3 separate regions of the Mus musculus genome follow, and regions 1 and 3 are each linked to region 2. A link is a contact called in ENCODE POLR2A ChIA-PET data. All regions are on one chromosome and are shown on one strand. Each heading gives the region's core, a stretch centred on a gene start or an enhancer-like site at or near the end of the contact. The rest is flanking DNA. Distances are from core to core; before and after follow the strand shown.

Region 1 (2,700 bases), core at 104-2,603, 240 kb after region 2:
TCATGCCCTCACTCGGTATCAAGGGCCCCCTCTACAATCGTTTTGAAAAATTCCCAGAAGCAACCCTCCCCCCAACACACACACACACACACACACACACACACACCTTTTCCTGGGAGGGAAGGTGATAAACACAGCAGGCTTTCTGCCCCACCCTCCCACCTGGCCAGGTGCTGGAATGGGGAAGGCCCTACTCTTGGCGGGTTCAAACAACCACATGGCTGACACCGGCCTCCCTGACTGGAGACGCTCACTAATGGGAAGCCGAGGAAACTCCAGCGTCCCACAATCCCCCACACCGCGCTAAGGTCGTCTGTACTGGATTTCCCAAAGCACACGGGGGCCCTGCTGCCTCCAGTTCCAAGTCTGAGCTGGAGGCATATGGAGGGATGTTCTTGTAGAGCTGGGGGCTAAATCGGTTATGGCAGAGTCACCAGGCCAGGCAAGACCATTTTTAAGTAAGTCGTCCCCAAACATTTCACGACCCTCCCAACTTCAGAGTTCCTACCAAAATGCTCCAAGAAAGTTTGTGAGTCGCCAACTCTACATCCACCTAACCCTCTGTGAACTGAGACCCCTCGCACCCGTTCGTCCAGCCAGAGAAACCTGAACTGGAGGCAACTATCAATGGAGACTCAGGGCTCAAGCGGGGCTCCGAGAAGGGGTTGGGATTCGCGGCGAAAGAAGCGACACACCATCGGGCCGCTCCCCCCCCCCCCCCCGCCACCGTGAGCCCGAAGCCTCGGCCGCTGTGACGGAGGGGTGAGGGCGAACTGAGCACGCGGCGCTGCCCGCCAGGTGCCGGCCGCGATCGCCTCCGTTATGTAAGCGGTGGTGGGCTCCCGCCAGCCAGAACAGGCCTGGCACCCCTGCCCCTACGCCCGCTCCGCGCTCGGCGGCCGTGCCCTCCCGAGCGTTATGCAACCCGCAGCAGGGCCCGCGACGGCCGCGCCACTCACCCGGGCCGGCCAGTGTGGGTATCCTTTCATCTTCGCAAACACCAGGTCTCCGCACTTGTACTCTTTCTGCCGGTTGGATCGCGACATGGCGGGGCCGCGGGCGCCCCGGGCTCCGCGCCGAGCCGGGAAGCGCGAGCCCAAGTTTGCGCGTGCGGCGGTTGCGGCGCCGCTGCGCTCCGGCCCTCGCGCGGCCCCCGCCTCGATGCCGGCCCCCGACGCGAGCTCCGGGGCAGCCACGGCGTCTGCGCCCGCGCGCCGCTCGGACAGGGCCGGGCGCGGTGGGCAACACACGGCTCCGGGAGCGCTAGCTCGTGTGGTTGTTTGTGTTTGAAATTCAATTGCTCCCTCCTCGGCGCGAGCGAGGCCGCTTCCTCCACCCCCCGCGGCCCACTCCTCCCCTCGCGCTCCCGCCCGCGGCGGTTCGATGCGCGCAGCCAATCGACGCCTACAGCCTGCCCCGGCCTCACACCCAACCTGGAGGCCGCCAGGCGGGGCTCAGAGGCACAGGCTTGAAGAGCCGAGTGCCGAGCGCGCCGAGCGGGCTTTGTGTGCGGGCGGGTGGTGGGTGCCAGCCCAAAAGGAGCTGGCGCCCGCTGGACAGGCTGCACGTGCCCCTCCCCGGGCTCCTCTGAATGCCCTGGCCAGGCGGGGCCTACTGTGGCCTGCCTTGCGCTCTGTCCCCCCTACCACGTGCCATGTCCCAACCCACGTATTTGCTCTGCGCCTCTGACTTCTAACTAGTTAGACCGCCAAGGCAAGAGGTGTACCCCACACACTCCACGTGCTTCTGTTGGTGGCGGTATAAGAGTTCGAGTCCTACCATTTCAGTCTACTCTAAATTAACAGCTGTATCTGGACTATCACCAATTACCCTCACTAGAATAAGGAGGTCCTAAACGATAAAGACAGTTGGATACCACTAAATCTAGTTTGGAGATATATAGTATTAATTTGAAGACTGTATTTGGCCTGGGTTATATTCTAAGGAATGATGTGCGCAAAACTTGATCTCAGATCTCAAACCAAACAAGATTTTGTTGTAATTACATCTCTGTGCAATGGGTTTTTTGTTGTTTATATCTAATTGTTTTATATCTTATTTTTATTGAGACAGTCTTTTTTTTTTATTTTTTTTTATTTTTCAAGACAGGGTTTCTCTGTGCAGTCCTGGCTGTCCTGGAACTCACTCTGACTGACCTCAAACTCAGAAATCCGCCTGCCTCTGCCTCCCAAGTGCTGGGATTACAGAAGTGTGCCACCACTGCCGGGGGAGACAGTCTTAGTATGTAGCCCTGGCTGGCTGGCCTGCATACTCTCTTTTTAAAGAGATTTGAAGGTTTCTGGTTTTTGTTTGTTTGTTTTTGGTTTTTCAAGGCAGGGTTTCTCTGTGTAGCCCTGGCTGTCCTGAAACTCATGTAGACCAGGCTGGCCTCAAACTCAGAGATCCACTTGCCTCTCCCTCTTAAACGGGTGCACCACCACTGCCCAGCAGATTTGAAGGTTTTTTTTAATATTTATTTATTCATTTATTATTTGTAAGACACTGTAGCTGTCTTCAGACACTCCAGAAGAGGGCCTCAGATTTCATTAGGGATGGTTGTGAGCCACCATGTATGAGTTCAAATGGTCCACAAACAGCTGGGATTTGAACTCAGGACCATTGGAAGAGCAGTAGGCACTCTTAACCACTGAGCCATCTCACCAGCTCAGATTTGAAGTTTTTATTTGTGTTTGTGAATGC
Region 2 (2,700 bases), core at 175-2,674:
TGACCACTGAAATCCCAAAGCCTCAGTGTCCATTTCTGGGGTATATGGGAAAAGTGCTCTACAGAAGCTCCAGAATTCCCCAACCACCCTACATAACAAGGTTCTCAGCCACTCCCACAATCATCCCACCCCACCCCCATCCTGGAAGACGCAGGAAGGAAATTCATTCACAGGCAAGGCCATGGGAGTTGGGACAGCCAGGCTGAGCACTGGGGCTCGGTGGCCAGAGGCCAGAAGCTGGGTGTCTGAGAACACTGTCAGGTAACTCGCCAATGCTCCCCTCGGCGGATACCTACCGCGGATACAGGGAGACGAACAGAAGGTGGACAGCTCCCAAGGCCAAGCGCACTCAGTAGGCTCCTCTCCGAGATCCGGCCAGAGCAGCCCAAGGTCACCGTCCCAGACGGCAAACTTCCCACAGTCAGGCAGCTCAGACCCACTGAGGGCTAGGGGGAGGGGTAAGATCCACCACTCACACAGCCAAACAGGCCTCGGAGGAAACTCACACGGGTAGGGCAGGAGGGAACGGGATCCACCCACTGTACTCCCCTAGCCTGGCCCCAATGTGCCGGTCAGTCGTAGGCAGAACTGGCACTCAGGACAAGCTGGGTAGTCCAGGGCCACTGGGAACCCCGAGGGCTCGATGGAATCTCTGGGAGGCCTCCCTGCCCCATCTCTGAGGTGGGAGGCCGGGAGCACAGTAGTCCCTTGGGCCAGCCTCACCACTCGAACCCCACTCGCACTGACTCGGCCCGCACCGCACCGTCCAAGAGAAAGGCCTGGAGAGGTCCTGCCAGGTGTTAACAGCTGCAAACTACTGTCCAGGGGTTCTCCAGCCGGCGTTGCTGACACGCCCGACCAAGGGGGCCCCCACGGGCGCGAAATCGCGGCCGGAGCCACGTGCGTTGCGCCCGCCAAGGCGCGAGGCGACGGGGGCTCGGGTACCAGGCGCGGCTGTCACAGCAGACACCCCAGCACCAACACTGCCTCCGTCGCCCCGCCCGGACCGGGACGCTCGTGCCAGGGCGCCCGTACACCCCTCGCGCTCCAGACCACCCTGAGCCCGGCCGCGCGGCGTGGGGGAGGGGTTCTTAAAGGGGCCGACGCGCGTCGTGACTCACCAGCCCGTGGGGGGGACGGGGTGTCACGGCGCCCGGAGCCTCGGCCCGGTCCGCCGAATCCTCGGTTACGCGAAGCCGCAGCTCCGACGGGAAACAGCGAAGGCGCCGCGTCCACGCGGCCTGGGCGGCGCCACAGGGCCGGGACCCCCTGGTGCGCGCGGGGGCGGCGGCGGCGGGCGGCAGGCACGCAGCCGAGCGCCCAAGCCGCCTCGACGGTTGTTGATATTTTGCTTCCTTCCTCCTTTCGGGCTCCAAAGGCAACTCCTCCAGCCCCAGACTCGAGGCCGACGTAGGCACCGCGCAGCCTAGCTTGCGAGATGGGAGGGGGGGAAAAGACGAGAGTGATGGACAAGCAGGGGGCCAATGGGAGGGCCCCGCAGGGCTGGGGGCGGGGCCTGGCAGGGAGGCCTGGGACGCAACCCCGCCCCCTGCCCGCGGCCTGCGCCCCACCCCTTTGGGGCGCGCGACCACGGCGCGTGGAGCCCAGATCCCTCCGCCTGCGGGACAGAGCGAGGCTGCGGGTACCTCAGCACCCCAGCTCCAGAGTTGGCAGGGATCTAAGTAAATAAGTTCTGGGGAGATAAGAGTGTTGGTAGGCCCCAGCTCCTACACTTACTGTGTGACAAAGCTCCGAAGCCAGATCGCGCTCTCTTATCTCGTGGTTACCTGGGGAGCTCCGCTGCTCCCTCTACCTGTGACAGGTCCCCTCCTTTCCCCTGACCCGGCTCGGTTGACGCCCAGACATTTAAAGCTACAGTGCATAATTCTCGGGTGATCTAATCTTTTAGTGCCTGCGGGCCCCAGCGCACTTAACTACGGAGGGGGCAATTTAAAGGGGCGGGACCCCAACCACTACCTCCCTTGCCTCACAGGAAACATCCAGAAGCCTTGTCTTGAAGAAATATAACTCTCTCAAAAAAAAAAATCTTTTAAAATCCCCGACGGCCTCTGGGCGTGGTGAATTTTTAAGTGCTTCACAACAAGATTGTGCGCTCCATTGCTTCTGGACCTTTAACCCGTCAGACTTCCTGTCCGCATCCTGTCACTAACAAGTCCTCGGCTGGCTCTACCTGGAGCTTGAGGAAATGACAGAGTCTGGCGTGGACTTCAAAGCCTTAGCAAAACAGAAGCAAGAGGTTCTTCAACAAGCTAGGGTCTGCTTTACTGAACAAAGTCCCTGTTCTGGCTTCTTGTGGGAGAGATGAGAAGAGGCGACAAGTGGTGGGTTAGAAAATTTATAATCTCGGAGTCAGACTGTTTTGGTTCAAAATTTTCCACTATTTCTGAAAAGAGCAAAGCACATCTCTTAACTCTCCATCCTCTTGGGTAAGCTGAAGGTGGTAAGGCCAGGTACATAACTTGTGAATTTGGTGTGAGTTTAGTTCCCAGTAGACTAGTACAGTGCCTCGTGTTGCACTGTATGACCCACACGGGCTGCTCAGCTGAAAATGAGCCCTTTTAGGGCCTGCGTGAGTTCAGAAAAGGCTCATAGTGGGCCAGTTCAATAGGACTATTCTGCAAAGAGCTTGGAGGCATATATGTACCTCCTTAAACAGGAAGCACGTAGGCTTCTAGTCCC
Region 3 (2,700 bases), core at 151-2,650, 150 kb before region 2:
AATAAGAGATAACCTGAAATGCTTCAACTTCATAGTCTTGACCAGTACTTTCCTTGTATGCATGCTTACATATTTCCAGTGATTCATATCTTGAGTGCCCTGAATGGGCCTCAGTAGGACAGTGATTTTTCACAAGACTGCACACCCCTTACAACATCCCCGGGAAGAGGAGCCACAGAGTCTCAAAGATTAGTGACCAAGAAAGTCTGCTTGTGAGGCTGGAAAGATGGTTCAGCTTCAATTCCCAGCCCCTCAAGGTGGCTCACAACTGCCTGTAACTCCAATTCCAGGGAATCTTGGTGCCATACACAGACGAAAACAAACAAAATATCAATCACAAGCCAAGGAATCTCACGATAGAACAGGAAAAAGACTAAAGCCTGAGAGCCACCCTGTAGGTAAACTTCTCTCAGGAGACTAGAGCAGAAAATAATGACTTCTTACAAATCTGGCCTGCTGCTTAAAACCTCATGGACTCGTCTACGAGTGTGTAGGAGAGGTAGTGTCACTGAACACCTTTGTCTCTCCTCCCAGTGTGGCCAGACTAAATCTGTTTTTCTCTTTACTATGTTTAACTTTGACCCAGGCTTACTGAGTTATTCTCAATAGCTCAGGTAACTGACAAGGAACTGGTGCTCTTTACTGAGATGAGTGGCGTTCCCTAAAGAGGAAAGAAAACCAGGAAAGGAATTTGGGAGAACTGGCTGGTGGGAAAGATCACATCCAAGATCGGGAACGCCAGGAATGTCATTTCCGAACAAGGGTTGCTGAATGACCGCTACTGAAAAGATGCCACTTCCGATTCGATCTGCCGGTAAAGGCAGCTTTTACTTATCAACTTAACAACTCTACTACAGCCTCCTAAATACTGATGCTAAAGTATCAATCAAGCGAGTTGCCGTTAAGTCACGCCTCTACGGAGGGATGGACCGAGCATAGGAAGCAAGGCCTACCGTTAAGAACCATCATTACTATCTACACGGAAATCATGCTGTAAAGGACACGGGGGCGTGGAGGGTGGCGACTAAAGAACCGAACGCGAATAGGATGAAGCACACGTAAAGACTAGCGACTCCGAGAGCGGAAAGTCATTTTGTCAAAAGAAGGCGACAGGAGAGGCAAGAGAAGAAAAGTGGGGAAGGAGCTTGGTCCAAGGCGAAAAGACCACTGGAAGGCACGAGGGCCGAGTCATGGCGGGACGGAGCTGGGCAACACTGGCCAGCTTGGGGAGAGAGGGGCGGAGAGAGACATCCCTTCCCTGAACTCACTGAGCACGAGCACTGGACGGTGGCCCATCATGGCGGCACGACGCAGAGCCGACTCTCCAGAGCTGGGGGGAATCGGCAGAACCTTCTGGAGAGAAGAGCAGCGAAGAAAACGCTGCCTCCTCAGGAATGACACAGAAACCTGCTAACCTCTGAAGTGCCGCCAATCACCAAACTCATTTTATTGATTGACAAAAACATAGGCCAATCGACAGTATTAGCCCCGCCCTCTACGCAAGAAAGGCAAGGCAAGTTAGATAGAGAGGGCATGATGTAGGGGACTGGGAGACGCAAGCGCTTGCGCACTGGCGTGGCCGCTCCCGGCCGCGTGCGGCCAGAATGTCTGCGCAAGCGCCAAAGCACGGGCAGTTAGCTGGCTCGCTACAGCGCATGAGTACCCACTAGAGGGTGGGTGCTGGGGTGGAGGCTTTGGATTAATGCTGTAGGTAAGATCATGAAGCTCTGTTTTGTCCATCGGTTCTCGTCCGACCGTGAAGGCCAAGGAAGGCATGATAGTTCTCTACTTTTTATTTCAGCCTTAGCGGTAGGGAGGAGTAGAGGAGCCAGAAATACCCGTCGTGGCCCGAGAGATTGAGGCAGTGTAAAAGTGGAAGTTGTCCTACGGGGCGGGGAGGCAACGACTCGGCTCCCCGCCTCCCCGGAGCATGCTGGGAGTTGTGGTTTACTGCTCTAGACGCGCTGGTTTTCTTTTTTAAAGAAAAGGAAGGAAAATTCTTGTTCTTTAGATGTACCTATTTTTTATTTTATGTGTATGGTTGTTTTGCCTGTGCGTATGTAGGTGCACCACTTGTGAGAGGCGATCAAGCGGGAGTCTGATCCTCTGGAACTGGAATTGATTGTGAACCGCCACGTGGGTGCTAGGAAGTAACCCTGTCTGCGGGACCATCTATTGCTCTTAACTGTTGAGCTATCTCTCCTGTCCTAATGTCTTACTTCTTAGAAAAATACGTTGAGTCTAAGGCAAAAAGACATAAAGGAGGATCGCTCACATTTCCCCCGAATATCCTAAGTCGTGTTTCTTGCAGTATTATGAGTCTTCTTCGCCCCCTCCCCCCCAGCCTGGTCACTGGTTAGTGACAAAAGAAACTAGAGTTTTTGTTTTTTTAATTACCGTATTATCTTTACCAGAGTTCTAAGGCTGGCCTAAAACTCGTCGTAAAGACCAGGCTGATCTCAAACTGGAGACAAGCCTCTTGCCAGATCACCCCATATAGGAAAAAGACAAAACAAAACAACAAAAAAAATAAGGCTAGTAATTAAACAGAAGTCTCAAAGAGTCATGACATGTTTGTGATAGATTTAAAGTTCGTATTTGGTATGCTTTGTCTTCTGCAGTGAAAAGGCACTAACAAAAACTGCCGAAGGGAATTGGAGAAAAATTAACAATTTCAGAACAGTTGTTTGTTTGGTGTGG

What was found. ChIA-PET counts read pairs that join two places held with the same protein, here RNA polymerase II (POLR2A).
Region 1: POLR2A ChIA-PET joins it to region 2 with 17 read pairs in Patski. The contact joins the promoter of Hdgf here to the promoter of Mef2d in region 2. POLR2A ChIA-PET finds 5 or more read pairs at or near these places in 2 of 5 experiments (Patski and embryonic stem cell).
Region 3: POLR2A ChIA-PET joins it to region 2 with 31 read pairs in Patski. The contact joins the promoter of Cct3 here to the promoter of Mef2d in region 2. POLR2A ChIA-PET finds 5 or more read pairs at or near these places in 2 of 5 experiments (Patski and embryonic stem cell).

Annotation. Positions count from the first base shown.
Region 1 is chr3:87,904,974-87,907,673 of GRCm38, reverse strand. Hdgf (heparin binding growth factor) reads right to left here and starts at 1,353. Exons shown (of 6, transcript NM_008231.4): 1 at 960-1,353. The coding sequence starts at 1,046.
Region 2 is chr3:88,141,096-88,143,795 of GRCm38, reverse strand. Mef2d (myocyte enhancer factor 2D) reads right to left here and starts at 1,424. Exons shown (of 12, transcript NM_001310587.1): 1 at 1,122-1,424.
Region 3 is chr3:88,295,835-88,298,534 of GRCm38, reverse strand. It overlaps Cct3 (chaperonin containing Tcp1, subunit 3 (gamma)), which reads right to left and starts at 1,400. Exons shown (of 14, transcript NM_009836.1): 1 at 1,269-1,400. The coding sequence starts at 1,299. Tsacc (TSSK6 activating co-chaperone) reads left to right here and starts at 1,536. Exons shown (of 4, transcript NM_001357024.1): 1 at 1,536-1,711.